2 separate regions of the Homo sapiens genome follow, and region 1 is linked to region 2. A link is a loop called in an ENCODE intact Hi-C map of the cell type or tissue named here. Cell type or tissue: dorsolateral prefrontal cortex. All regions are shown on one strand. Each heading gives the region's core, and the rest is flanking DNA. Links, peaks and the distances in the headings are about the cores only. Region 1 holds the start of HORMAD2 (HORMA domain containing 2). Region 2 holds the start of MIR6818 (microRNA 6818).

What was found. Peaks named below come from ENCODE experiments on the same cell type or tissue, not always from the same donor. Only the 100,000 strongest peaks of a DNase experiment are listed, where the experiment ranks them.
Region 1: it touches region 2 in a loop (2.2-fold over the local background); 13 of 110 quality-filtered maps call a loop at or near these places.

Annotation. Positions count from the first base shown.
Region 1 is chr22:30,072,360-30,087,362 of GRCh38, reverse strand. It overlaps HORMAD2 (HORMA domain containing 2), which reads right to left and starts at 6,899. Exons shown (of 11, transcript NM_152510.4): 1 at 6,872-6,899. It overlaps HORMAD2-AS1 (HORMAD2 and MTMR3 antisense RNA 1), which reads left to right and starts at 7,106. Exons shown (of 5, transcript NR_110541.2): 1 at 7,106-7,235. RefSeq lists enhancers at 6,829-6,908, 6,746-7,443, 8,618-8,697 and silencers at 7,249-7,298, 8,748-8,867. In dorsolateral prefrontal cortex, for the core only: no CTCF peak of the experiment used is centred there; DNase peaks (open chromatin) are centred at 6,982, 8,522 and 8,821; H3K4me3 peaks cover 1,108 bases; H3K27me3 peaks cover 951 bases.
Region 2 is chr22:29,999,805-30,014,807 of GRCh38, reverse strand. It overlaps MTMR3 (myotubularin related protein 3), which reads right to left. Exons shown (of 20, transcript NM_021090.4): 9 at 11,815-11,928; 10 at 7,489-7,694; 11 at 6,776-6,907; 12 at 5,679-5,790; 13 at 2,245-2,440; 14 at 1,267-1,452. MIR6818 (microRNA 6818) reads right to left here and starts at 7,759; the gene lies at 7,695-7,759. HORMAD2-AS1 (HORMAD2 and MTMR3 antisense RNA 1) reads left to right here. Exons shown (of 5, transcript NR_110541.2): 5 at 5,612-6,062. In dorsolateral prefrontal cortex, for the core only: CTCF peaks have their summits at 9,173 and 9,380 (motif pointing right); a DNase peak (open chromatin) is centred at 9,367; H3K27ac peaks cover 1,277 bases.

The sequences.
Region 1 (15,003 bases), core at 3,872-8,871, 75 kb before region 2:
TTCTAACTGATCATAAGACTGTTCCACCTTGATGTTCTCAACACATTTGAATGTGAATTATTTTCCCCAAAAACTTACTTCTGTTCCCTCGCTCAGTGAATGACATCATCACATACCTAGTTGCTCAAGCACAAAATCTGTGACTCAACCTTAATCCCTTCCTCGTTCCCATGTTCCATCACCTTAATATTTCTCAAATGTAGGCCAGGCGCAGTGGCTCACGCCTGTAATCCCAGGACTTTGGGAGGCTGAGGTGGGCGGATCACCTGAGGTCAGGAGTTCAAGACCAGCCTGACCAACATGGAGAAACCCCATCTCTACTGAAAATACAAAATTAGCTGGGCGTGGTGGCACATGCTTGACCAACATGGAGAAACCCCATCTCTACTAAAAATACAAAATTAGCTGGGCGTAGTGGCACATGCCTGTAATCCCAGCTACTTGGGAGGCTGAGGCAGGAGAATCGCTTGAACCCAGTAGATGGAGGTTGCAGTGAGCCAAGATCACGCCATTGCATTCCAGCCTGGGCAACAAGAGTGAAACCCTGTCCCCCTGCACATACATATATATATATATATCTCAAATGTGTCCAACTCCTCACTTTAGCCAGGTTGTTGTCATCTCTACTTTAAATCAACCAGTCTCATCTTTTGCCTGTACTGCTGCAACCACCAATTTCCTGTCACTGGTATTCTCCTTCTCCAGTCTGTTCTGTATATTGCAGCCAGAGTTTTTAAATTACAAACTCGACTATGCATTTTCCCAGATTGAAATACTTCAATGGCTCCCCACTACTCTCAGGATAAAATCTAAAACTCTTACCATGGCTTCAAGATTTGACTCATGCCTCCCTAGCCTCAGCTCTATTTTCCCTTATACTTTTATTTACCAGCTATTCTTACCTTCTTTACCCCAAAGGACTATATTCCTTCTAGCTCTCAGGATTTTGCAATATTCCTTCTGCCTGAAACATCCTCCTCCATTCCCAATTCCTACTCATCTCATAGATATGGTGTATTAGTCCATTCTTGCATTGCTATAAAGAACTACCTAAGACTGGGTAATTTATAAAGAAAGGGGTTTAAATGACTTACAGTTATGCAGGCTACACAGGAAGCATAGCTGGGGAGACCTCAGGAAACTTACAACCATGGCAGAAGGGGAAGGAGAAGGAGGCATGTTTTACACGGCCAGAGAAGGAGGAAGAGAGGGAAAGGGGAGGTGCTACACACTTTTAAACAACCAGATCTCATGAGAACTCATAATTACAAGAACAGCAAGTGGGAAATCTACCCCCATGATCCAGTCAACCCCCACCAGGGCCCTCCTCCAACACTGGGGATTACAATTTGACATGAGATTTGGGTGGAGACATAAATCCAAACCATATCATATGGCTTAGTAAAATTTCCTTAAGGGATGACTTCCTAATTCCCACTACCACTATTACGAAGTCTGGGTTATGTGCCCTTTGCAATATATACTGTACCATAGTTGTCTTTAAGTATCCCCTGACCTACTGTGAGCTAACATGAGAGCAAAATTGTGTCTAGCTGTTGTGTCAGTCTAGCTCATTCTTTATATTTTAAAGTTTTATTTATTTATTTATTGAAAAGGACTCTCACTGTGTCACCCAGGTGAAGTGCAGTGGTATAATATCAGCTTACTGCAACCTCTGTTTCCAGGGTTCAAGCCATTCTCCTGCCTCAGCGTCCTGAGTAGCTGGGATTACAGGTGTGTGCCACCACATCCAGCTAATTTTTGTATTTTTAGTAGAGATGGGGTTTAGCCATGTTGGCCAGGCTGGTCTAGAACCCCTGACCTCAAGTGATCTGCCCACTTTGGCCTCCCAAAGTGCTGGGATTACAGGCATGAGCCACTGCACCCAGCCTTTAAAGTTTTTTTAATAGGTATAATTCAGTGGGTTTTAGTATATTCACAAAATTCTGCAACCATCTGTTTAATATAGTATAAACCATCAATTTAGTGTATTCACAAAATAATGCAAACACTATCAATTCCAGAACATTTTCATCACCCCTAAAAGAAATCCCATGCCTATTAGCAGTCACTCCTATTCTCTCCTTTCCCCAGCCGCTGGAAACCACTAACCTACCTTTCATCTTTATGAAATTGCCTATTCTGAACATTACATATAAATGAAACCATACAATATGTGATCTTTTGTGTCTTGTTTAGCTCATTTTTTTTTTTTTTGAGACGGAGTCTGGCTCTGTTGCCCAGGCTGGAGTGCAGTGGCGCAATCTCGGCTCACTGCAAGACCCACCTCCCGGGTTCATGCCACCCTCCTGCCTCAGCCTCCCGAGTAGCTGGGACTACAGGCGACTGCCACCATGCTTGGCTAATTTTTTCGTATTTTTAGTAGAGACGGGGTTTCACCATGTTAGCGACGATGGTCTCGAACTCCTGACCTCATGATCCGCCCGCCTCGGCCTCCCAAATTGCTGGGATTACAGGCGTGAGCCACCACGCCTGGCCGTTTAGCTCATTCTTGAACTCTCAGCATCATCACAGTACTGGAACTAAATAGGTACTCAATAAATATTTGCTGAGGCTGGGCATGGTGGCTCACACCTGTAATCTCAGTATTTTGGGAGGTCACGGTGGGATGGATCACTTGAGGTCAGCAGTTCAAGACCAGCCTGGCCAACATGGTGAAGCCCTGTCTCTACTTTAAAAATAAATAAATAAGTAAAAAATAAAAAAAATTAAAAACCTAACTTAACTAACTAAATATTTGCTGAGTCAACAGAGAAGAACTATAGGAACAAGGAATAATTAAGAGTCTAGAAAAATACCACAAAATTTTAAAGGTAGAAGAAACTTTAAATATCATTGCTATGGTTTGAATGTGTATCCCAAAGTTCATATTTTGGAAGCTTAATCCTCAATGCAAGTGTTGAGAGTTGGGGCCTTTAAGAGGTGATTAGGTGCCTTCATGAATGGATTAATATTGTTACCCCAGGAGCAGGTTCATTATCAGGAGAGTGGATTTGTTATAAAAGCAAGTTTGGCACACTCACTCTCTCTCTCCTTGCTCTCTCTGTCTTACCAGGTGATGCCTTCCTCCATGTTATGACACAGCAAGAAGGTCCTTACAAGATGCATATCCTTGTTCTTGGACTTCCCAGCCTCCAGAATCATAAGCCAATACATGTCTGCTCTTTTTAGTTACCCAGCCTCAGGTATTGTTACAGCAGTACAAACTGGACTAAGACAGTAATTTAGTCCAAATATCTAATTTTCTAGATGGGGAATTCAAAATCTAGACTTACCCGGGATTAGTCAGCCACTCAGTAACAGAACTGAGACTAAAACTCAACAAGTCTGGCTCACAATTTAAAAGTTTTTCCAGACTGACTCTCCAAAATGAAATTCTCCTTTGCTTTCATTCTATCTAATATGATGTACTACCAGGGCCTCCTTAGTTCTTCGGCTTGCCTACTTATTTCTAAACATGGGAGGGTCTCTTTCTAGTGTTCTAGCATGAGCTTGCTTCAGGAAGGCAAAAAGATCTAAATTATTTTTTCAAAAAACATGGTGAAACTTCGTCTCTACTAAAACTGGGCATGGTGGTGGGTGCCTGTAATCCCAGCTACTTGAGAGGCTGAGGCAGGAGAATTGCTTGAACCCGGGAGGTGGAGGTTGCAGTGAGCCGAGATTGCACCATTGCACTCCAGCCTGGGCAACAAGAGTGAAACTCCGTCTCAAAAAAAAAGCCAGACTCCTTTCAGCCTCTAATTATTCTGTTGCTACTGTTTTCCCTTTGAGCAGGTGTTTTGTGGAGGTCTTCTATTTAAGTACAAACCCTGCTTAATTTTAAAAGCTCACAAGTTCACAGGAGGTATGACTCTAGAGAGCATGCATTCTCAGAGAATAGGTCTGATTTTTTCTATGTGTTATCCCTTTGTTCAGGCTCATTATCTAAAAACCTAGAAGAGATTTCATAACTATGGATTTTAAGAACTGAAAGCTAACTTTGCAATGTCATTCTCTTATATATTTGTTTGCAAATTAGATCCACACATATTTGAAACTTCACAGTTCATCAATACCATTCCCTCTTCTGTTTTTGAGACAAGGTCTTACTCTGTTTACCCAGGCAGGAATGCAGTGGCGCAATCTTGGCTCACTGCAACCTCGACCTCCTGGGCTCAAGTGATCCTCCCACCTCAGCCTCCTAAGTAGCTAGTACTAGAGGCCATGTGCCACCACACTCAGCAAATTTTATTTTTGGTAGAGATGAGGTCTCACTATGTTACCCAGGCTGGTTTTGAACTTCTGGGCTCAAGCAATACTCCTTTCTTAGCCTCCCAAAGTGCTGGGATTATAAGTGTGAGCCACTGCAACTGACCCTCACTCTTACATTTGATATGTCTACTTTGTGACAAGGATTATGATCTTCTTGAGAAAGAGGCAATATTTCTATGCTCTTTCTGGTAAAGATTCACTCTAGGCTTACCTCTTGACCTATATCTCAATTGCCCTATTTTTTTTGTTGTTGTGTATTCATTTTCTTTTCTTTTCTTTTCTTTTTTTTTTTTTTGAGACAGAGTAAAGTGCGGTGGCATGATCTGTCACCTAGGCTGGCATAATCACAGCTCATTGCAACCTCAAACTTCTGGGCTCAAGTGATCCTCCTATCTCAGCCTTCCAAGTAGCTGAGACTATATGCATGCACCACCATGCCCTGCTAATTTTTAAAAATTTTTTATTTTTGTAGAGTTGGGCGGGCGGGTGGAGGGGGAGGTCTCACTATGTTGCCCAGACTGGCCTCGAACTCTTGGCCTCTCAAAGTTTTGGGATTACACATATGAGACACCACACCACGCCTTCAATTGCCCTATTTTATATGGTGGCACAATTACTTCCTATTTTACCCCTACTATGTGTGAGTCCAAGATTCACATAAAGATTAGCCAGCTGCTGTTTAGTTTACTAAGGCCTAAACCACTTTTTTAACCATTCCAAGTGAAGCAAAAGCCAAAGTTTTATTACATTTTCCCAAATATAATCATAGTTGATTTATGAAGGCTCTCTACCCATCTTTCTCAATCTTCAAAAACCGTTTTTTACAAGAAAATCCCTTTTCTATCAGGTGAACACTATCCAATAGCTGGATTCTGAAATGTAACTATATTACCTTCCTTACACATGCATGTTGTTAAGAATGGCTTTACTCAAAAGAAGTGTACGTTAACATAAATGGGTTCAATAGATTCCTAAAGCTGGAAGGGAGCACAGACATCTTCCAACCCCTTTGATTTAAAGAAGATCCAATTCTGTGGAGGAAGAATCTTTTTTTCAGCAAATGATGCTGAAACAAAAGGACATCTGGAGGGTGGGGGGAAGAACAGAGAATTAAAAGAAACTTAACCTAAATCTCACACTGTATACAAATATTAATGCAAAATGGATCATGGATTTAAACCTAAACATAAAACTATAAAGAAAAGGGGCCAGGTGCAGTGGCTCACACCTGTAATCCCAGCACTCTGGGAGGCCGAGGTGGGAGGATCACGAGGTCAAGAGATCGAGACTATCCTGGCCAACATGGTGAAACCCTGTCTCTACTAAAAATAAAAAAAAATAAAAAAATTTAGCTGGGCGTGGTGGTGCACACCTGTAGTCCCAGCTACATGGGAGGCTGAGGCAGGGGAATCGCTTGAACCCGAGAGGTGGAGGTTGCAGTGAGCTGAGATTGCGTCACTGCACTCCAGCCTGGCACAGAGCTCGACTCCATCTCACAAAAAAAAAAGAAAAAAGAAAAGGAAAGTGAGGCTAAGCAAGGGAACTTGGTTTGCCAAAGTTCGCCCAATTACTTAGACCTTCCAACAGAGCTTGCTTCAATAAATTATTCACCATTTTAACAAATTCCATTTGGCCCTGGTAATTCCCCTACCTGTGCTCATTCAGAGAAAATGGCTTCCACTATATTAATTGAGTATTTGTTCATGCTCTTTTGACTTTTTAATATCTTTTTCATGCTATTTCAATTATTCATTCATTCAACATCTACGAGGCAACTACAATGTGCCAGGCAACAACATGCAGGATTACGAGATGTAAAATACTGTTCCTACCTCAACAGATTGATGGTCCAATGGAGGAGAAATTAGATTATGATCCTGCTGAGATTAAAAACCCCTTTAGGGGCCAGAACCACCCCTCATTTCTACCAGCTGAGTACACGATGTACTGCACAGCCTGTCCAGTGCCCTGCGTACTCGGACACATTTTGGCGATTGGCTAATCCTGAGGTTCAAGACTCTCTCCCTCTGTTTAGGGAACTAAAGTCCATAGGGATTAATTGGCAAATCCTCACTAAAGTGAAAGGGGAGCTGAGGTCAAGGGGGGCGGGGTGTCTTGTCCCCACCTCTCTCACCTCTTGGCCTGTACCAGGCATCGATCCTGGCAGAAAACCTCAATGGCTGGGGAGAATCTGACCCAGGTAAGATAAACTTCCCCAAAGCTCCACCACACACGGCCCCCTCCAATGTCGGGCACAGACATCGTCTGCCCTGCCAGCCTCATCATGGCTCATTATGGCTGCTGCTTGCTCAGCAAGTTTGATTTCATGTCCAGAAAAATCTGAATTTCAAAACTACCTGGGTGCTCTCTGTCCAGTTCTGGGGGAAATCGCCTCCCTTTTGCCTTCCTCCTCAGCCCCCTGCCCTCCCGATTCTCTTCACAGTACTTTAGGCCCTCACGAAATATGATACTTTCAAATCCAACTTAAAGCCTTAAGTAATAAGAAAAGAAAAAAAAATTGTTTTTTGACATAAAGACAGAACTAACAACGCCCGAGTGCCCTCTCTGGGCCGAGACCTCGCGTCTCAACAGCCCTCACCTCAGCTCGTCGACGCTTCCCTCCCACCGGGGGTCAACGGCCTTTTCCGGCCCAAACCCGCTCCTCGGCTCATGAATAGTCAACGAGGCCTTTCTGGGCGGGACCAGAGGTTTCCTCATGAATAATTCATGACCCGTCCACGGCTAGCCTGGGCGACCGGCCTCGCTAGACTTCATGAATATGCAAAGCAGGGGCGAACGGCGGCTAGCCGGCCCCTAGCCCGCCCGGCCCCTCAGCAGCCGCCTCTCAGCCACGGGCTGCACACTGACCCGACGCGACCTTCGGTCAGGGGCCGCCAGCCTGGGCCACCTATACAACGACAGCCTGCTCCGGGGCTTCCTGAGGAGGTGCCTGCCCCGCCGAGGTTAGGACCCGAGGGACCGTGGGGCTCGGGCGGGCCAGGACGCCAGGCCGGCGGGTCCCAGAGAGGTCTGAGGCGGGCGCGGGGCGGCGTAGGGGAGGGAAGCGAGAGCCTGGGGGGCCCAGGGACCCGAGTTAGAAGAAGGCCCGAGAAGTGCGGCGCGGTGGCTCCACCTGGGATCCCAGCACTCTGGGAGGCTGAGGCGGGCGCGTCACTTGAGGTCAGGAATTCGAGACCAGCCTGGCCAACATGTTGAAAACCCGTCTCTACAAAAAATACAAAAATTAGCTGGGCGTGGTGGCGCGCGCCTGTAGTCCCAGCTACTTGGGAAGCTGAGGCACGAGAATCGCTTGAGCCCAGGAGGCTGAGGTTGCAGTGAGCCGAGATTCCGCCATTGCACTCCAGCCTGGGCGACAGAGCGAGACTCCGTCTCAAAAAAATTTTAAAAAGTACAAAAATTAGCTGGGCCACCTGACGTGCGCCTGTAGTCCCAGCTGCTCGGGAGGCTGAGGTAGGAGGATCGCTTGAGCCGGGGAGTTTGAGGTTGCAGTGAGCCAAGATCGTACCATTGCACTCCAGCCTGGGCAACAGAGGGAGACCCTGTCTCAAAAATAAAAAAAAAGAAAAGAAAGAAAAAAGACATAAGGCCAGAAGGCCAGAGCTTTCCAATACTTGAGGGCATCTGCAACCTCTTCATCCCTACCCTGGACCTGACTTTGCATTCTTTTTAACATTAATTTGTAATTATGCAAATAAAACATAAATATATTCTCCTTTGTGCCCTACCCCTAATCTCAGTTTTTTCTGCCCTGGTAACTGTGGGAGCAGTTGGGGGTGTGGCTCCTTGGATCGTTTCTCACCTGTTTAGGTAGATATTTCGTATCCTGTGGTGCTTTCCAAAGGCTCCTGGAGTCCCATGAACCTCCCCAAGGGGATTTCCCAAGAGAGTAGATGAAAGAGTGAGCCACTTGAAACCTGTTCTTATTTTGTTTCTGCAGGAAAGAAAAAAAAAACTATTCAAGTTGGCGAGAACATGAGTTTAGAACATAATGACTAAAACTGAAATTTGGGCTGAAATATTCTTTTAGTGCAAGTTTTCTCAACCTTCTCCCCACCCCCACCATCATAACAACCAAAAATTTCTCTAGACTTTGCCAAATGTCCCATGGGGTGTGCAAAATTGCCCTCTGTTGAGAACTACTGCGTTCACCCTATACTTTCCGGAAGTAACTGCTTTTTAAGCTCCAACCACACAGATGGTTTGTCTGCACCAGCCCTTCTCAGCCTCCGCATTTACCAGCCTCTCTGGCTGGATCACTAGGCCCTCTGTGCTGGCTGTTCTAATTTTCTTCTGCCTTCAGATCTGAGCTCAGTCAACTGCTACCATATCCAAAGACTTACCCCTCTCTGCCCTATACTATTGGCAGTCTACCCCACCAGCAAACACAGTTATTCGTTATTCTGTTTCTTTCATAGAATTTCTCTCAATCTAATTTTTTTTTTTTTTTTTTTTTTTTTTTTTTGTGAGACAGAGTCTTGCTCTGTCACCCAGGCTGGAGTGCAGTGGCGTGATATTGGCTCGCTGCCACCTCCACCTCCCAGGCTCAAGTGATTCTCCTGCCTCAGCCACCTAAGTAGCTGGGGTTACAGGCATGCATCACCATGCCCGGCTGATTTTTGTATTTTTAGTAGAGATGGGGTTTCACCATGTTGGCCAGGCTGGTCTTGAACTCCTGACCTCAAGCAATCCACCCACCTCAGCCTCCCAAAGTGCTAGGATTACAGGCTTGAGCCCCCAAGCCCAGCCATGGACTTCATTTCTTTGATAACCTGTTTTGTTTTTTTCTCTCTATCACCTGGAATAAGTAAGTAAGTGTCATCAGAGGCCTGATCTGGCGGAGTCGCCCCAGGATGCCCAGTGCTGGCACACACAGTAGGCACTCAATAGACATTGGTGGACTGAAATTATAAATTACCCTGTTTTCCTCCGAAGAGCTTCTGTGGAGTTTCTCTTACTTCTTTCCTTCCTCACCATTTGGCAGGCTCCTTGTGACCAAAGGAATGGATTAATAAGCCCCTGTGCCTGGCCCCTGTGCTAGGAGCTGTTGGGTAAAGCCTTCATCTTTACCGCTGGCTTAACTCCTTGAGGTCAAGAGCTGTTATTTTTACTTCTTTTATTATGTTCATTGAAGGTATTCAAATAGATACCTGAATTAACTGTTCCTCAGTGAACATTGAAGGTATTCAAATAGTTGAATGAATGAATCGGTTACTTAAGGAACAACATTAGATAATTAAACATTGACAGTGTTACAGGGGGCTTTAGAAATACTCCAAGTCTAGTCCTTTACTTTACAGATGAGAATATAAGTAATTTGCTCAAGGTCCCTAAGCTTCTTAAGAGGCCGGGTCACATGTACAACCCATGGTCTCATACCTCTTATTTTGAGACTCTTTCTTGTCTCCAGTCAGGCTAGTTTCTGATTACTTTTCTGTGAACCTGACTTACAACTCAGACACAGAAGTCCCAAGCCAAATACTCGCTTCTTGTCAACTAAAAAGGCTTTGAGCCTGTGCTTTTTCATCTTGATTAAATACAGCCCTGGGGATAATGGCCTAATGAACTCAAAAGTGCTATATGATATTCAAACAACTTCCCAGCTTCCTTTGTACCTTTCAGTGATAAGAGACTGGGAATTGTCCCTGTCAAAGCATTTTGTTTGTTTTGCAAGTAGAAAATGTGCATTGTGGCAGAACTTGATCAGTTTAGAAATTTCCAAATAACCAGAATTTTGACAAAGGTAAAAAGTCTCCAGCTGAAGTTTTGCCAAACCCCAGTAGTAAAATAACACATGACACAGGTGAAAATAGAGGAGGGAATCTTATTTGAGATGACTTTCATTGGCTAAATTTGACCTTTCTCTCTTTAGACACATTTACATCACCTGACTCTGTACCTGAAACAGTTGTCAGTCACCAATCAGTCTCTAGTTTGAGCTTTGTTTTTTGAGGGCTAAGGACCATTTTTCGTTGTTAGTTAAAAAGAATTCAGGGTTTCTTTCTTGTTCTTCTTGATCATTTCATATAGGCAGCACCTGGTTAGGGGAGTCTTGGCGTCATGCTTTCAGTTTTTAGACCTTTATAGTTTATTCCGAGGCATCTGACAGTGCACTGTGTCACCAGAAGCAGAGCTATCTTTTTTTTTTTTGAGATGGAGTCTCACTCTCTCGCCCAGGCTGGAGTGCAGTGGTGCAATCCCGGCTCACTGCAACCCTCCGCCTCCCGGGTTCAAGCTATTCTCCTGCCTTAGCCTTCTGAGTAGCTGGGATTACAGGCATGCGCCACCACACCCAGCTAATTTTTGTATTTTTGGTAGAGACGGGGTCTCACCATGTTGGCCAGGCTTCTCTCGAACTCCTGACCTCAAGTGATCTGCCCACCTCAGCCTCGCAAAGTGCTGGGTTTACAGGCGTGAGCCACTGCGCCTGGCCAGCAGAGCTATCTTTTGCCTACCTAAAATGATCGGAACTCTGCTCATCAAGTTCAGTTTAACCTTGGAAATCCTCCCCCAAAAAATGGTTCATTGGAGGGTTATCAAAATAGAAATATTGAATATAAAATATCTTCCCAGGAGGATATTTCCCATTAGATGTGTCTCCCTCTTCAGTGTACACAATCGTGATACCAAATATAGAGAAAAAGAGATTGGGATGGAGGGAGCAGCTAAGTAGGAAGGGTAGTTTCTTTATTTGTTTTCAACATTTATTGGAACTCTGAAAAGCATAATGTCCAGTTATGAAGTTGACACCACCACATTCATTCATCAAGCATTTATTTTGTACCTACCATTAATAAAGCACTCTACCTTGCACTGCGGGGATCACAGAGGTAATGACTTGGTCCCCAAACTATGGAATTCTACAGTTTAGTGAGAGAGGGAGATCTGTGATACTAATGGAGGTATAAAGTATATGATAGAATGTAGAGAAGGAAGCTACACATTCTGAATTGGGAATCAAGACAGCTTTACAAAAGAGGTGACATTTTTAGGAGGAGAGCATGTGTATATCATTTTCTTTACTTGTTCTTTGGCAATGGTTAGAATACCTCAAACCAATAAAAGCAGACATTTTGCCCACCACTTTAGAATGAGGAGAGAAAAGGAGGTGTAAGATCCTTTCTTTCCACTCCTGGCAGCAACATGCTTCTGAAAGCTAAATGTTGCTTTTGCAATTCCAAGTGTCTCACTTACGATTAAGAGAAAAGCTGAGTAGAGAGAGTCCTCCCTCATCTTTGTCCCCTTCCTCAGTAAGGTTAAGTTAAATGTGGCTTTTTCTTTTCAGCTGCCTTATTTTAAGCGCTCATTTCTATGTCGGGATGTCTTTTTATTCTGGTTTCCATTGGAGCATGCAGTAGCCATCTGATTGCAGGGAGTGGTCACTGGTGCTTATAAATGTATTTATGAACGTGACTCTGAAATCCTAGAATTTTAAGCATCACCGAGAAAAGAGAAGCAAAATGATTTAGAGAACTGTAGTTTTGATTCAAGCCTTTGCGTGTGAACTGGCTATATTGCTAGCTTATTTGGGGTATTTTGTAGAAAGAAAGGCAAAGGTAAAGAGTTGCCAACCGAGCTGTAGCTTCTGAACTTTATCCATCCTTTGGCAGCCAAGGAGAAAGCAGTCAATATGAAATAAGTCCCCAACTATAAGGTCTAAACATAATTCCTGCTGCTTCTGCCCACATAGTGTCATCCTACAAAATATAATTCCATGTGTAGGTGGCAATTTATTATGGCCGTCATCCTCACTCAGAGCTGCATATCAATTTCTGCCTCCTTCAAATGAATCTGTTCTGACTGGCAGAAGGATCTCCATGAGGGTTGTGAGTTTTTGGGGAAAGCCTAGGGTTTAATGAACTAGAACAGGAAATGACAGGGGCTGTAAGTGTAAAGCTGCTGCTTGCTTGAGTGCCTAGACTAAGAAATGATGTCAAGAAAGATATTGAATTCTCAAGCATTATGGAAATGTTCTATTTAGCTACTTGATTCTGTCTTCTGAATGTGAAGTTTCGTTGACGTGTAAAATGATGTTATTCCCCTTAATGATTATCACTTAATAGAAGTTTCAAATGAAATCGACTTTAAACTAGTTTTCCATGATTGCTACTTGGTACATCTGCACAGAGATCTAGATGAGGTGATGTACAAAATGCTCCACACTATTGACAGCCTATAATTTGAGGCCCTTTATTTTCTACACTTCTTGGCGCTTGGAAAATGACGGTTACCTAAAACATGGTTTAGAATTCCTATACGACCATATTGCAGGCTCAGCCCCATGAGGGGCTTGTTTTTCTTCCCTTAGTTGATATAACTTCGTGATAAGTTAAATTTGTAAATACTGATGATCTCTGATTGCGAAGGTCCCAAATTTAAGATCAGAATACTTATGATCTTTGCATAAACTGAACACAATAACACAAGAAATCTGAGGCAGACTTTTCTTACACCTCTTCTCATTAAACTAACAAAGGCCAATTTCTTCCTGCCAAAAGAAAGGTTAAACAGCTGGAAAGTGTAAGACATCACAGGAAAATTACCTACCTACCTTTAAAAATGGAAGGGAGAAAGAGACTTGGAAGAAGTCCTCCTTTACAGGTTTGCTAGAACTTACATCTAAGGAAACTGTCTTCCTCCCAAAAAGCCAGATTTCTGTGGAAACCATGTTCTTAAACGTGCCAGGGGCAATATTAACCTCAGTCACATTAATGCACAGCACAGAAAGATTTACCGTCTTAAGAGGCATTGGGGGCTGGGTGCAGTGGCTCATGCCTGTAATCCCAGTATTTTGGGAGGGTGTGGAGGGAGGATTGCCTGAGCCCAGGAGTTTGAGACCAGCCTGGGAAACATGGTGAAACCCCGTCTCTATAAAAAATACAAAAATTAGCTGAGCATTGTGGCATGCACCTGTAGTCCCAGCTACTCAGAAGGCTGAGGCAAAAGGATTGATAGAGCCCAGGAGGTTGAGGCTGCAGTGAGCTGTGATTGTGCCACCGCACTGCAGTCTGGGCAACAGAGCAAAACCTTGTCTCTTTAAAAGGAAAAAAAAACCAGTATATTTTATTAAACATATAGATCAAATTCACCACTTTAAAATATACAAATCAGCATATTTTAGTATGCTGATTCACAAAGTTGTGCAACCATCACCACTGTCTAATTCCAGAACACCTGCATCACCCCCAAAAGAAGCCCCATGCTTATTAGCAGTCATTCCCCCATTCCTTCCTCCCCTATTCCTTGTCAACCATTAATCTACTTTCTGTCTCTATGGATTTGTCTACTCTGGATATTTCATATAAACGAAATCATACACTATGGCCTTTTGTATCTGGCTTCTTTCACTTAATAACTAAAGTATAATATTCATTCATGCTGTAGCATGTATTCCTTTTTATGGCTAAAAAGTATCCCATGTTTACCACATTTTGTACATCTATCAGTTGACGGACATTTAGGTTTTCACCCTTTTGCTGTGAAGAATAATACTTCTATGAACATTTATGTAGAAGGTTATGTGTGGATATATGTTTTCATTTTTCTTGGATATATATCTGGGAGCAGAATTGCTGCGTCACATGGTAACTCTATGTTTACCTTTTTGAGAAATGGTCAAACTCTTTCCAAAGCAACTACACTGTTTTACATTCACCAGCAACGTATAAGGGGTTCCAATTTTCCCATATCTTTGCTTCGTCATTTTCCCCTTTTAAAAAAAGTTATAGGTTGGGTGTGGTGGCTCATGCCTGTAATCCCTGCACTTTGTGAGGCCAAGGTTGGTGGATCACCTGAGGTCAGGAGTTTGAGACCAGCCTGGCCAACATGGTGAAACCCTGTCTCTACTAAAAATACAAAAATTAGCCAAGTGTGGTGGTGCACACCTGTAATCCCAGCTACTTGGGAGGCTGAGGCAAGAGAATTGCTTGAACCTGGGAGGCAGAGGTTGCAGTGAGCCCAGATTGTGCTACTGCACTCTAGCCTGGGCAGCAGAGTGAGACTCCATCTCAAAAAAAATTACAGCCATCCTACTGGGTGTGAAATGATATCTCATTGTGGTTTTGATTTGCATTTTCCTAATGACTAATGGTGTTGAACATCTTTTCATTTGCTTCTTGGCCATTTTGAAATCCGAGAAGTATATCTTTTGACTTTTTTCTTTTTCAAGATTGTTTTGGCTATTCTGAGTCCCTTGCATTTCCATTTGAATTTTAGGATCAGCTTGTTACTGCCTGCCAAAAAAGGCAACTGAGATTTTGATAGGGATTACATTGAATCTGTAGATCAATTTGGGGAGCATTGCTATCTGAATAATATTGTTTTTCAATCCACAAATATGGATATCTTCCCATTTATATAGGTTTTCTTTAATTTCTTTCAACAATGTTTATAGTTTTCAGTGTACAAGTCTTACACTTCTTTGGTTAAATTTATTCCTAAGATTTTTATTTTCTTTGATGCTTATATTAGTTTGCTTGGGCTGCAATAACAGAATACCACAAATAGTGTGGCTTAAACAATGGAAGCTGATCTTCTTACAGTTCTAGAGGCTGGAAGTCCAAGATTAAGGTGCCAGCAGAGTTGGTTTTGGGTGAGGCCTCTCTTCCTGGCTTGCAGACTGCCTCCTCCTTGCTGTGTCTTCACATAGTCTTTTCTCTGTGCATATGTGGAGAGAGAGATGTCTTTGATGTCTCTTCCTCTTGTTATAAGGAC
Region 2 (15,003 bases), core at 6,429-11,428:
AGGCTAGGTGTCGAAGCTTACGCCTGTAATTCTTTGGGCAACCAAGGCGGGAGAATCACTTGCCAGGAGGTTTGAGACCAGCCTGGGCAACATAGCGAGACTCCATGTCTATTTACAAAAAATTTTTAAAAACTAGCCAGGCATCTTGGCATGTGCCTGTGGTCCCAGCTACTGGGGAGGCTGAGGTGGGAGAATCTCTTGATCCCAGAAGTTTGAGGATGCAGTGAGTTATGATCACACTGCTGCACTCCAGCTTGGGTGACACAGCAAGATACTATCTGAAAAAAAAAAAAAAAAAAAAAAAAGAACTGGAGGGATTAAGGGGAATCAGCAAAGGAGGCAGAAACAATCCAGTAAGGTAAAAGGAGAACTAACAGCAAGGAAGTACTAGAAGTCAACTGCAAGGAAGTACTAGAAGGTCAATTGAAGAAAGCATTTCAAGGAAGGAGTGGTTAAACTGTGCCAAATGGTAATGATGGATCAAAGAGATGAAGACTGAGAACTTCTCACTGGATTGGTGGCATGAAGGTCACTGGTCATTTTAACAAGAGCAGCTTTGTTAAGCAGTGGGGTGAATGCCTGATTGAAGTGGGTTTAAGAGAGAGTGGAAAGAGAAATTTGAGATAGCAAGGGTAGAAAACTTGAGGAGCTCTGCTGTAAAGGGGAACAAGAGCAATAGGATGATAGCTAGAGGTAAATGCAGGACCAAGAATGGGTTTTAAAAAGATGAGAGACACTACACATTTTTAAGCTGAAACCCATGCTCTGGTAGAGAGGGAAACGCACTGATGCAGAAGGCAGAGAAGAGAAATGCTGGAGCCAGCCAGTGCAGCAGATGAGAGGAGATGAGAGCTGGTATACAAATGGACAGAGGGGCTGAAAGAGGGCAGGGATAGTGTACCCTCCATCAAAGGAGAGGGTGCAGAGTCTGAGACAGTCATGGGGGTCTGGTAGACAGACTGGAGGGAGTATGGTCCAGACATTCTGATTGCTTCTATTTCTAACTGCTATTTAGGGTTTCTACCATCCCTTTAAAAAAAAACTAAGTTTAAAACAACACAAGGACTTCATGCAAACCTGGTATACCTGGATTTTCTCTTTTTGAAAATAGCAAAATTATTTACTAAAAAAAAAAGCAGAAACAGGAAAAAAATCACCTCTATTAAATTCTGAAGAGGCAGCACAGTTTCATGTGAGAACTGGCCCACTAACATTTGTACTGACCCTCCTTCAAATTGAGAAAGTCCCCAAAATGAAGAAACTTACAAGGAATGCTTCATTGAACTCAAAAGAGCAAGGAAATTGCCTCTGAAGCTGATGAACACAGTCAAGCCACTGCAGAAACACTGGGCAACGTTCATTCAGATCATCCGAGTTCTCCCCATGACCACACCGGTCAGCAAATTTATGGCCAAAATCCAGCCACTCCATTTCCACGAGGACCTGGAAACCCTGCAGGGAAGCATCCAGGAGAGACCATTTGTGCTAGACTATCCAGACTGTGACAGTCCTAAGCCTGGTGTCACAGAAAGCAATCCCCTCTAACAGCCTCCCAGAAAGCCCACCCGGCCTTGCCCTTTGGTGGAAGGCTCTATCCCTGATGAGGCACACACTTAGGGAAATTTCCCAATTCCCTGAACTCCATTCCATGATCACTAAAATGGTACTGACTGCGTTTATCTAAGCCTTTCTTGAATGTGTATTTTTAGCCTCTTGTGTTCACTATATAAAAACCACACTTTTCCCCTAAATTTCTCTTAACATTTCTGCCTCTGGTGTTACAAAGTCAAGTCTGTAAAATCCTTCTATACCCCAAGTTTAATTAATACTTGCATATATTTTAGGGTACTTTATGATTTTTCTTTCATCTTTAACCCAACAGATGGTTATTTCAGGTAGAGCTGCTTCTCCACAGAACACTCTGGTAATATCTAGCATGCCAAGATCCTTTTACAGACTCCTTATTTTCCTGAGGTAGCTAAAAACTTTTACAAGTAGATAGACTGTAAAGGAAAATATGTCTATATTCTCAATACCTTGTTACCCATAATCTGCCCCATTTTAAGAGGTGCAAGAACTGTGGGAGGAACCACCACAATTTAGCTCATGGCATAAAGGAACAATGACCAAAACAGAAATTTCACTTTCTTTAACCGAATCACCACTCCCAAAACTGGTATCACTCCTGAGACGTTTCCCTGGCTCATCCTGAAGTACCAACCCCTCCCATTTGGATGGGCTCACCTCTATGGTTCGGTAATAAGGGTCCAGCAAGAGCTTAGCCAATGCCACAATCTGGGGGGTGCGGTCCCAGCCATCTGAGCAGTGTACTAGCACCGGCCGCTGATCCTGATCCACAGCATGCACTACCAGAAGCGCTGATTTCAGAAGCACAGACAAGTGATGGAGCCATTTTGTGCTTTCAAGAGCTGATAGCCAACTATAAAAACAGGAGAGGATTAGAAAATGCTGATTTTTTTATGATTTACTGCATCATGCTCAATGATTGTCAAATGAAAAAGCAATTTCCAAAGATTTCTCTCTCCAAATATAACACTGCCAAAACAAAAAAATCTGTGTGTTTATAAAGCATGTCTCAGGATGAGGCCCAAGCCCTACTATACAATAGAGAAGAGCCTTAGAAATAGGGGCTACAATTAATAGCACACCTTTTGTTCCAAAATCTGTATGGATGATTCCCCGGGCAAAATATTTGACATTTTTCAGTCCATGGTATAAGGAAAGTGGCTCTTTCTGGAATCTTCTCCTGAATAAAAAATGTAGCCACTTCTGAGATGTAAAACAGAAGATATTTATATTTAATGATCAGCAACTACGCCCAACAAGTTCTCAAAAAAAAAAGAAAAGAAAAGAAAAGAAAAACTCATGAATACAAATATATCTATGAGACATAAGCTGGATGCCATATACAAGAATGGTACACACAACCCTGCCTATGACCCAGACTGTAACACTTACCACTGTTTAATTCTTTAATGTTTACTGACTAAAACAAGATGAGCCCAATCTGATAATTTATACTGATACAAATTAGTATACCAATGGCCACACAGTATTGCTGGGCTCAACACAGACTGGATTCAGCAGCGATCTAGGAAGAACCTTTTTTTGAAAGACTTTTAGAGGCCGGGCGCAGTGGCTCATGCCTGTAATCCCAGCACTTTCGGAGGCTGAGGTGGGTGGATCACTTGAGGTCAGGAGTTCCAGACCAGCCTGGCCAACATGGTGAAACCCCATCTCTACTAAAAATTCAAAAATTAGCTGGGCATAGTGGCACACGCCTGTAATCCCAGCTACTCAGGAGGCTGAGGCAGGAGAATCACTTGAACCCGGGAGGTGGAGGTTGCAGTGAGCTGAGATCAGGCCACCGCACTCCAGCATGGATGAGAGAGAGAGACTCCATCTCACTTTCGGAGTATCAGATAGCAGTAGCTGCCCCTTGGGAGTAATCACAAGCTAATCACACTTGCTTTTTAAACTCTGTTGCATTTTGTTTCTTGTGCTTTCCCTCACCCCTCCCAATCCCTAAAAAGGAGTTGATTTTTCCCAAATGTGATCAGATTTGTAGTTAAGATCACAAGTCAAGTCTTTCAAACACTGAGTCAGAGGAAGAAATAAACATTTCTGTCAGGGGACTGTGGGAAGGCTGTAAAGGCCTACTAAACCCTGTGGAATAAGTATGAAATTTTGGCATAGTCTAAGGAGGTGGGGGTCTTTCCAGGCAAAGAGACAACAGAATGCAGTGCATAAGTACTGGTTGTATATGGATTTGTTTGGACTACCAACCAGACTGTGACTCCTCAGAGGGCTAACACTATGTCTCAGTCATAACTGTACCCCCAGCACAGTGCCTAGCATACAGTAGGGAGTCCCACTGTTTAATGAATTGTAAGTCTGTTATGGGTAAAAATCCAATCGTAAGACTTTCTATCTCCTAGCAGGTACCTGAGAAACATTTTTTCCTGATGGATCAATTGTTTATTTCATTCCTCACATATTCTTGAAAGGAACTAAAAGATAAGGCTTAGGAGAACAAATACTAAATTATCTCCTAGCACCTGAAGAAATGGTAAACAAGAGAACCGGTGTGAGGTTCTTTTGAACCTAACTAAACTATTATTTAATACCAGTTGGTGTTGTCTGTGACTAATGAAGCTGTACTCCAAAACCTGCCAGCCAAGGAGGGGCTGCTGAGAGACTCCCCATTCCCTTGTCCTGTTCTCAACCTGCACTAGAAGCCTACCATTCCCCTATCCTCCACAGCCCCAAACACAGGCCGGGGGCCTAATTACAGCTGCCCATCACTGCTACAGCTGCTTTTTACCCATGAGGGAGACTTCAGTGCAGCATTATGATTTGCTGCCAAATACATAAAAGCATTACCTTTAATAAAATCCCCAAGACATTTATGTGGACCAGGTGAGGGCTAATTCTATCTTTTTTGACTCTGATAGCTCTTTAAGAATTTTAATATATGGAGGGTATTAGATCATGTAGTGTTGATTACATGTCTTTCATTTTATAGACAGGAAAACTGAGATCTACAGTAGTTAAACCCCTTGGCCAAGGTTACACAGTTCGCGGCCGATCTCCTGGGTCCTTAGTAAGGCTCCTTCTACATACCACCCTAGGGAAGAAAGCGCTGCTAGCTGGGACCTGGAACTGTGTAGCAAATGCAAATGGCTAATCCCCAAAGGAGGCAGCAAGCTCAATTCTCCGGTCAGGCTTTCCCCAAAGGCACTGCTTCATCCTCTTGGCTGATGACAACTACGGTGAATTTAATCATTTGCTACTGGCAGTCAATATAAGTGGTTTAGGCAGCATCTGATTTAATAAATCAAATAAAGAACGCAGTAAAACTTGATGTGATCATCAGATCTACTGAATAGGACCCAGAGAAACAACTATGGGCTCCAGCACAAATACCAGAAAAAAGAAAATTCTGTCTTCTCTGGCACCTATCTCTGGCTTCCTGAAATAGTAAAACAGGATTTTTAAATACTTATCTGTCCATATTTGTTTTACAGAGCATTCTTCCTAATTTATCTTGTATTCAATCAGTACCCTTGGAGGGGGTATTAGTTCACCTTCCTCACTGCAAATGCCAGCCATTCATATTTAATAAGCAATAAGAATCAGGATAATATGCTTAGTAAATGAGAACAGTTTAGAAATTGAAAGCAGATGTAAAAGGAACTGACTTAATGGCAAGTTTAAACCCTTTAGAACATGATGAATAAATTCTGACTTTTCATGATAAAACATCCCAGTTCAAAACAGGTTATGTATCACTATGGGACATCAGAAACTGAAGAATTAAATTTCTTTGGGCTAAAAATGACGTGGAAGGGAAAGGTCCCAGGACAAACAGTAAGGTAATGCTTCTGTTTTGATGCTGAGATTTCTTCTGTGCTGCAGATTTTAAAACCTTTCAAATGGCTGTATTTTCTCCCAACTCTTCCTCTGTGCTGCCACATTTCAGACCCAGCAAGGAGATACTTGCAGAGACTGGTCTGGTAACTGAAGATTACCAAGAAACAGAAGGAAAGACTGCTCCAAATTAATTTTTTTTTCTTTTTTTCCCCCTTAGTTCAAGGAAAGAAGCAAACTTATTATTTAAGAGCAATGCAAAATGAAAGCCAAGGCCAAGGACTTACTTTCCCGGATCTGGCATCTGAGTGCACAGCAACCGCAGAGACTGAAAACTCCTCCGAATAGAATGAATGTTTGCCATCCCCATAAACACAACTTCACAGTTTGGGTAATACTCTGGAGAGAGTAACAATAAAGAGAACACAAATACGTTGAACTTAAAGCCCACATGGCCAAATTTAAAAGCAAACTGGCTATAAAACAAACCCACTGCAGCTTCTGATTAACGAAACTGAAATGTTTTGAAATGCTTAACTATTAGCCCAATCCTTTATAATAAGAGGAACACACTGAATTTTAGCTATCTTTTCAAAAAGCGTGAAAAGGGAAGGTTAGATTTGTAAAGAAGATACTGACATAAAATAAAAGCTATTATTTTTTAAAAGAAAGGCCTACTTCGATCTCACTCTGGCTTTACTTCTTGGGCCTTATCTAACTTGTGGCTTTGAAATCTCTTTGAAAAGAACTCCACAGAACAATGCGTTCACACATTCAAATTTCACCTTGGTACAGCTGCTTTCAATTTCCAGCTTAGACCACATCTGAACAAAGAGCCTGGTGCCTCTGCCTGTGCCATAGGCACTGAGGGGGGTCCCTCCTTGGGGAAAGCTAGCATTCCAACAGTAATGGTGTTACAGCTCAGGACAGAGATACCTTACTAGGGTTCTGTATTTACTGCTTCAATTTTCACCCCAGGTTTTCTAAGGAGAGGCCCTTGAGGAGTTTGCTACAAGGCCAGTGGTGAGCATACCCTCTGTCAAAGGCAACAAAAAGCTTTTAGACGGCTGAGAAATTGAGCCCACTAAAGCAGCAGCTTCCAAACATGAACAGGTCTTATTATGGGGAAGATCTGCTTTCCTTATCACCTACAAGTTGGCACAAGGAAGGAAGATTATGTGACTTCACTGCACCTCCTCCTCCATTTCTCCTCAGAAAAGAACATACAGTGTTAAGAATCCAAAGAGAAGCTCTGGCACTCTCACGACAGGATGGATGAGGAATATGGCTTGCCACTTATTTCAAATTGGGAACTAAGTCTCAGTTGGGCAAGGGCTACACTCACAAGGAGAAAGTATGGGGAACAAAGCACCATACACCTCACCTGGGCATTCGCAGCCTCCTCCTTTGGCTCGGTTTGCCACAGCAGCTGCATAGGAGCGTGCATCCAAGATCAAAAGCTTCTGCGGTTGGATGGCTAAACTCTCTGCTCCTGAAGCATTTGACAGAGAAGAATCTAGGGACACAGAGGGAGAGGGCATACTAAATGAGCCTGTCTCTCCCAGAACTGTGCAGAATTAGACCCACAAGCACATCTTATGGCACAAAAAAGGCTCAATAAAATGAAATCCCCTAACCAAAACCCTTGATACATAGGATTTTTCTCTTTTTTTCTATGTGGCCTTCTTATGAAAGATGAGAAGGATTTATTCTCCAAAACTGACTCCCAGAGTACACATGGGGTTCACACAGCCCAGTCTCTTATACTTCATTTCTGTATCTGTTGTCCTTTCATGAAGCCTGGCATTTCCTGCCATGGTCTGCAGATACTGCAAGTCCTCTATTACATAAACACTCCATTTTTGTCACAATGGCAAGAAAGACAACAAACACACTAATATCTTGATTCAGGTTTGAAACAAAGGGTCTTCTGATTCTCTGCCAAGACCCATGACTCCTCAATCAATCCCATCAAGTGAAGCTCTGCACATTCACTTCTATAAAAGTAAATCTATGTCTTGTAAGGAAGAGGCCATTTCAAGAAAAGGTTCTTAGATGCTATAAAAATCATTGCCATGGGTCCAGGGAGCACCTTACCGAACTCCACGTCAGAAAGGTCTCCCCCATTGGGAAAGTCTCGAGAAGTGTTCCTAGTTGACAGCTTGCTGCCACTCGATCGGGAGTCAGAGGCACAAGCTTTGGCTACTGACTGTACCAGATGCTCATCATCTGCATTTCGCCAGCCCCACCAGCTAACCTCTGGCTGTCCACAGCGGGCAATGACAGCTCCATTGCTCTGGTGCCTGTGTGAGGAACAAGAGACAACAACTGTACCCATTCAGATGCTCTCTGTACTCACACAAAATAGATTTTAAGTGCCTTAATGAACAGTCTAATTCTAGGTAAGTGTTGGGTCAGCTTCAAGTCCTCTCAGTATTAAAGAGGGTAGAAATCTTACACAACCAACAAGAACAAACAACAAAACCTGTGTGTCTTTCTCAATTACCATAACATCACGGAGATCCCTGTAAAGTTACCCAAAAAAATGACTAACAGGGGTCAGGCATGGAGGCTCACTCTGCAATCCCAGCACTTTGAGAGGCTGAGGCAGGAGGATCACTTGAGCCCAGGAGTTCAAGACCAGCCTGAGCAACATAGCAAGACCCCATCTTTACAAAAAAGTTTTTACAAATTAGCCAGGCATGGTAGCACATGCCTGTAGTCGCAGCTACTCAGGAGGCTGAGGTGGAAGGATCCCTTGAACCCAGAAGGCTGAAGTTGCAGAAAGCTATGATTGTGCCACTGCACTCCAGCACTCCAGCTTGGGTGACAGAGCAAGACCCCATTTCCAAAAAACAAAAAAGAATTAATGTGTACTCTTAGTGAAAATAAATCAATATTCGTAACTTAAATCTATAGGTACTACACTAATTCTGCTACCCAATAGTGAAATCTGCTACCTTCTTAATGCTGAACCAAGAGCCCGCCTCTGGGAATAAAACATTTACCTGGCCCACAGTGAACTGCTTTACAAAATCTCCTGAGATTTCATGAGTCACAGACTGCTCTTATAATAGGCAGATAGCTCAATGAGCCAGCTACCCTTCCTAGGGCTCTTAAGAAAGAGAAGAAGAGCATCAACCTCAGAAAACCATACTCTGACATATCCTTTTCCAATAAGACAGACCAGAAATCACAGTCTACTTTAAGGTGCTATTAAAACCCAGACTTTTCCTAGTTAGGCAATTTTAACTGATAAAAAGTTAGAAAAATTCTATTACTTGGCAGTAAAGAGGAATAAAGTTCTGATACAGGCTAGGACACTGATGAACCTCAAATATGTTATGACAAGTGAAAGAAGTCAGTCACAAAAGGCAACTTATTGTACGACAATTAACATGAAGTATCCAGAATAGGCGAATCTATAAAGATGGAAGTAGATTTCTGCATGTAGTGACTATTATAAACTCGTAGTTACTTAAGGGAGCTTGCCTAATTCTAAGTTGGGGTTACTTAAAACGAGTATGTTTCTATATAAAACTGAAGCACTCTATGTTTTACTAGCAGGGGCTTCATCCATTGGACATCTTAATTATTCAGGGCTAGGGTGGCTGGGTGCCCTGTGAATGGGTTTTTTGGGACGATGAAAATGTACTGTAATTTGTTTTTACTCCTAAAACTCACAAATAAGTTAAATTTGGCACTAATCAAATTCCACTGAAATCACCAGTTTGCTTGTAGTTTTTAAAGCCTCCCTCCCTGGGAGACAAGTAGCTGTAAGTACTTGTGTATTGCCAACATGCTCAACTGGCTCACGTGCTGAATGGGGCCAAAATAGAAATAAAACCTCAATGATTCTTTATAAAATGTCTCCTAGCAAATAACAGGCAACCACTGAGCTGAATGACTCCAAACCCTGCACAAGAGGCTGGTTGGGCCTTTCCTGAACATCCTCCTCTTCTTCAATGCTTCCCAGCAGTGCCCAAGAGGAGCAGTAGATGGCGCTCTTCAGCCTGGATCTTGGGTTTTAGGGGACACTGCATTATAGTAGCTATTAGATTTCAACTGGACTATTGCAATAAACAATTATGTTTTCTGCAGTCTTCTAAAATGCTTCAGACTACATGAAAGATAATTCAAACACTACAGTTAAAAATCACTAAAGGAATGCATTTCTATCACTAACAGAACCAGGCAAAGTATAAAAATTATGATGTCCAACAGATAAAGCCCTCCCTACTAAAACACAGAATGCTTCAATTTTATATAGGAACAGAATTGTCTTAAGTAACCTCAACTTAGATTTAGGCAAGCTCCCTTAAGTAACTAGGAGTTTAGAATAATCACCACATGCACAAAGGAAAAAGCTGTGAACTGCACTACAGATGGGTGCCCTTTACATCATCTTGCTATGTTAGAGCAATCTCTACCTTCAGTTATAAATCCAATTAAGTGCTCTCTCATCACAGTAGGACAAAGCCCTAATCAAGCGCTGGTTCAGCATGGTGCTGTCAAGTAACTGCTGCTGGCAACCTCAGGAATCATGACCCAATCTACAGACAACTAAATTCAGGAAATGGATGTCAAGAGTTCCAGGCATCCTGCCACCTAGGCTGGCAAAGCAGAGCATGGTGGAGGATCCGATTCTTCCACACGCCCCTTACAAAGCTCCCAAATACTACAGCAACCCAGTCTGCATCTCAGCGATACAAGACACATGTTCTGAGACAGAGCCCAGTTCCAGGAAACCTGCCTGATTTTGCATGGATGACTACACCAAGAACTTTGTGATCTTTTGAAAGACTTTCTCTGAAAAACTGCAAATAAAATTTTTCATTTATATATCCTCTTGTATCTCTAGAAAAAGGGGGGGAAAACCTAGGGTGCATGCCCTCTAGAATTAATTTTAGAAGGTGCATGCCCTCTAGAATAAAATTTAGAAAAAAAGGAAGTTTTTCTTCAACCAGCCCTCTTAAGCTTCTCTTCCCAAAGGGAGAATTCACCTAAAGCCTCTTATTTTGCAAATAAGAGTACCTTCCCCCTTTTGGTCAAAGTCAGCAAGCCCCACAGATGCCAGGGCTGCTGACCTAACACAGTTGTTGGCCAGAGCAGCAACTGGCTGCTTTCCCCATTCCAGCTGAGCTGATCATTGATAAGACTCATAAATCCCTTCAGCTTTCACTACTCTCTAGTTCCTGTAGCATCCTTACCACTTGAATGACAGGTAAATTTGGTGACTGACTTTTCTAGGGGTGTCTGAAAACAACAGTGATGAGAATTGAGATTAAAAACGTAATGAGTTCCACTGGGCCAGAGCAAATACTTTTCCATCTCTCTCCATTCAGAGTGGGCATCAGAGTTTGCCTTTAGTAGACTAAATGAACAAGCTGGTTACCTCTGTAGGAATTCCACAAGGAGACAAATCCCTTCCTACAATCTCAATATTTCAGTGGAATGAAGTTTCTAACTGTAAGCCACTGGATTGGCCCAACTCAGGGAGAGTCCAAAAAGCCGGCAAACTGGGAAAATGAAATGGAGAATGTAAACATTACAAAGAGATGACATCCAAAACATTTCCAGAATAAGAAGGAAGGACTTCTTTAAAATTTAATAGGATTCTGTGAGAACTAAGATATTCAATGAATTACAAAAGCAGCACTCAAGAGATTTAACCTATTCCAAATGCTGGTACAGAAGCTCAGTGTTTATAGCCCCTCATTTAGAATCAGAACATATCTACAAAATAAGAACTACCATTCCCATTGTATTCATTAGGAACAGACTGAGGTCAGTTAGGGAACTTATTCAAGGTGCCTTAGCAAGAAGTCTAAGAATATACCTGAATTCAGATCTGTGATTCCAAAATCTGTGCTCCATCACCATGCCACCATCCCCATCTAGAACTTGCATCCCATGGCTCTCATGCCTCTGATCACTGAAATCTTCTATCTAGTCATGCCTCAGTCTTCTTCTCTAAATGCTTCCTCTCGAAACAGAGTTCTTCCACATGTCAAAGTTTCAACCACAAAGACAATCAGAGCCAACTCGACCCTATATTCCCAAAGATCACTTTCTAAGACTCATCTCTCAATCCAAAAGCCCTGCTAACAGCTGAAGCTAAATGCTTAGTAAGCACATTATCTTCTCACAGAATGTAAGAAGGATATTGAAATAGCAAGTCCAGCCACTTTACAACTAAAACTTTCTTATCTGTTTCAAATGAACAACCAGCTAGTGTTCTGAATGCAGTCAGTACTGATGTGTTACTGGAGGAGAAGCTTTAACAATAAGGAAGTACAGCCTTGCCTAGAAAGTTCTCTGAACTCTCCCCACCCTTCCCAGGTTAGCAGCAGCAGAGGCAGCAGACCATATGCAGCAGGCAGCAGCACCAGCCCAAGCTGGGACTGGTCCAGTTTAACTTACCTGTAGATGACGGCAGGGATGCGCTTCCAGGACCTGAAACTTGATACACTTTCCAGTTCTTTGTCAGTGATCCAGGCAGGCACTATGAGCTCTTGAGGATAGCTACCACATAATCTAAAGAGAAGATGAGAAGTGGGGAGAGTCAAGGGGATAAGAGAGGGAGAGAGAAAACGGGAGAGAGAGAGAGACACTAGGTGAGCCAGCATAAGGATGATGATCTCACTGCCACAGAACCAGTTAAAGGCAATGAGGCGCTTTATTCGAGTTTTGGACTCCTCAACAGAATGGGTTACCATAAGTGTGTTTTGTTTTGTTTTGTTGCCTTAAATGTTTACTTATGTGTATACAACAAATGATACTATCTTGAATTGTTCCACTTGATGCTACCTTTTGGGAATCTGGCAATCTTAACTATCAATGAAAAAAAGGGGAGTCGAGGGTCAGCTCTTTATACTCCATTACAACTCTTCTGCTGTAACAAGTACATAGGTTATTTCTAACTACATGAGCGCCCAGTCCAATTACAGAACTGAGAGTCCGTGTCAGTTCTACCAGACCCTCAGGGAAGGAAAAAAGCCCACAATTGCAAGTTTCCAGAGACTTCACAGGATTAACTCATTCTTTGATTTGAACCAAACAGGGTGTCATCCTTATAGGTAACAGGTGCAGCCATGGGTATGCAAAACCAACACAAGCCAGTCTATCTGCATACACAGCCTCAGTCCCATTGAACCAGGTTAGTAATGTGACTAAGCTATTAACCATAATTTCCATAAAACATACTTCAGAACAAATTATACTGGGGGCGGGGGGATAAGCTTTCTTTTAATTAGGGAAGATCCCAGCTACAGTCAAGCCGGTATCCTAGGAAGCAATACTTCCGATAGATTTTTACTTACAGGACAATGTCTCTCTCTGGATAATCCAATCTTCTTTTTTCAATAGTGAAGGCAATAAGGCCTTTAATCCAAATCCTAAAACACACAAACTCCACCAACACCACCAACCCCCTGCCCTAGCCTATCCTATACATAGCAGAAAGCGCAGAAAAACACAAAATGGCTTAGGATTTGGGGGTTTTGATCATTTTGCACTAAATCTCTCCTCAATTTCCAGAAGAGGAGACTTCTGGAATTTTCAGGAATTTAAAAGCCACTGAACAAAAGAGAATGGCTATGACTAAGAGTAGCTATACAAACTTCCTAACACCTATTCACAAACTCCTAAAAATAAGCTGGGAGCCAGTAATGATGGTTAATATCTAACCATGAATCTCATTCCCTTTATTATGTATTAAACTCAAGAGTAAACTTGGCTCTCACTCTTCTACCTTTGTAGTAGGAAGAACTTTCAACATCCTGTTGTTTCCCACCACCCCCCATTTTGTTTTATGGTGGTGATAACATCCTAAAGACTGGTTCTGAGGTATAACTGGTAAACTCCTTGAGACAGTTGTTCTGTTACCCGGGCTAGAGAGCAGTGGAGCGGTCATGGCTCACAGCAGCCTCGACCTCCTGGGCTCAAACAACTCTTCTACTTCAGCCTCCCCAGTAGCTGGGACTACAGGCATGCACCACCATGCCCAACTAATTTTTTTTTCTTTGAGATGGAGTCTCGCTCTGTCGCCCAGGCTGGAATGCAGTGGCATGATCTCGGTTCATTGCAAGCTCCACCTCCCGGGTTCACGCCATTCTCCTGCCTCAGTCTCCTGAGTAGCTGGGACTACAGGCGCCCGCCACCACGCTGGCTAATTTTTTTGTATTTTTAGTAGAGACGGGGTTTCACTGTGTTAGCCAGGATGGTCTCGATCTCCTGAGCTCGTGATCCACCCGCCTCGGCCTCCCAAAGTGCTGGGATTAGAGGAATGAGCCACCATGCCTGGCCAAATTTTTAAGAAATTTTCTGTAGAGATGAGGTCTCACTATGTTGCCCAGCCTAGTCTCAAACTCCTGGGCTTAATCAATCCTCTATCTTGGCCTCTCAAGAAGTTAATTTTTAAAAGCCGAATTGGGGATTATTTTCCAACAAGTCTGTCTTAATTCACAGTTTTTTTTTACTTGATCTAATTTTCTAAACATTCTGTTCATTGTCCTATAGGTACTACACTCCCAGTAGTCAGCTCTTCAGTATGCACTACCTACTCACTTGTGGATAAACAATTTCCAGTATAGGTTACACTCAGGAAAGCCTAATGCAGCCACAGGCTCTCTGAGGCCGCCCCCTCATCCAGCATTCACCCTCCTTCTTTGCTTTGACTCATCACTGAGAACAGGCAAAAGTATAAAAAGTCTGCAGCTCCAACTCTTCAAAACACCCTGGGTTCTCAACTCCCTGGAGAAGGTCCACATTAAGAACTGTGTATAGCAATTAGCTATAGCTTTTCCAGTGAAAACTCTGACGGCTAGCCACAAACAGACCAGGAAAATGCCCGTCATAATTTGAGACAGCTAAGAGGACCGCAGAATGATTAATGATGCAGGGAAACGTAGGAGAAGGATATATATATTTTTTTTTTTTATTTTTTTTATTTTTTAAGACAAAGTCTCGCTCGGTTGCCCAGGCTGGAGTGCAGTGGCACAATCTCAGCTCACTGCAAGCTCCGCTTCCCAGGTTCATGCCATTCTCCCGCCTCAGCCTCCCCAGTAGCTGGGACTACAGCCACCTGCAACCATGCCCGGGTAATTTTTTGTATTTTTAGTAGAGACGGGGTTTCACCGTGTTAGCCAGGATGGTCTCGATCTCCTGACCTCATGATCCTCCTGCCTCAGCCTCCCAAAGTGCTGGGATTACAGGCGTGAGCCACCGCGCCTGGCCAAGAAGGATATAGTTAAAGATTTAAGATATTTAACTATCATGGACAATTTTGTTTTATAGAAATTTGGATCACCAAAATCATAGTAGTTAACTGTCCTCCCCCACCAACGCACTTACACATTTTAAGGAACTGGGTAATGGCTAAATGGTTACATTAATTTTTTTTTTGCGACAGAGTCTCACTCTATCACCCAGGTTGGAATATAGTGGTGCAATCTCAGCTCACTACAACCTCCACCTCCCAGGTTCAAGCAATTCTCCTGCCTCAGCCTCCCAAGTTGCTGGGACTACAGGCATGCACCACCACGCCCAGCTAATTTTTGTATTTTTAGTAGAGACAGTGTTTCGCCATGTTGGCTGGGCTGGTCTCGAACT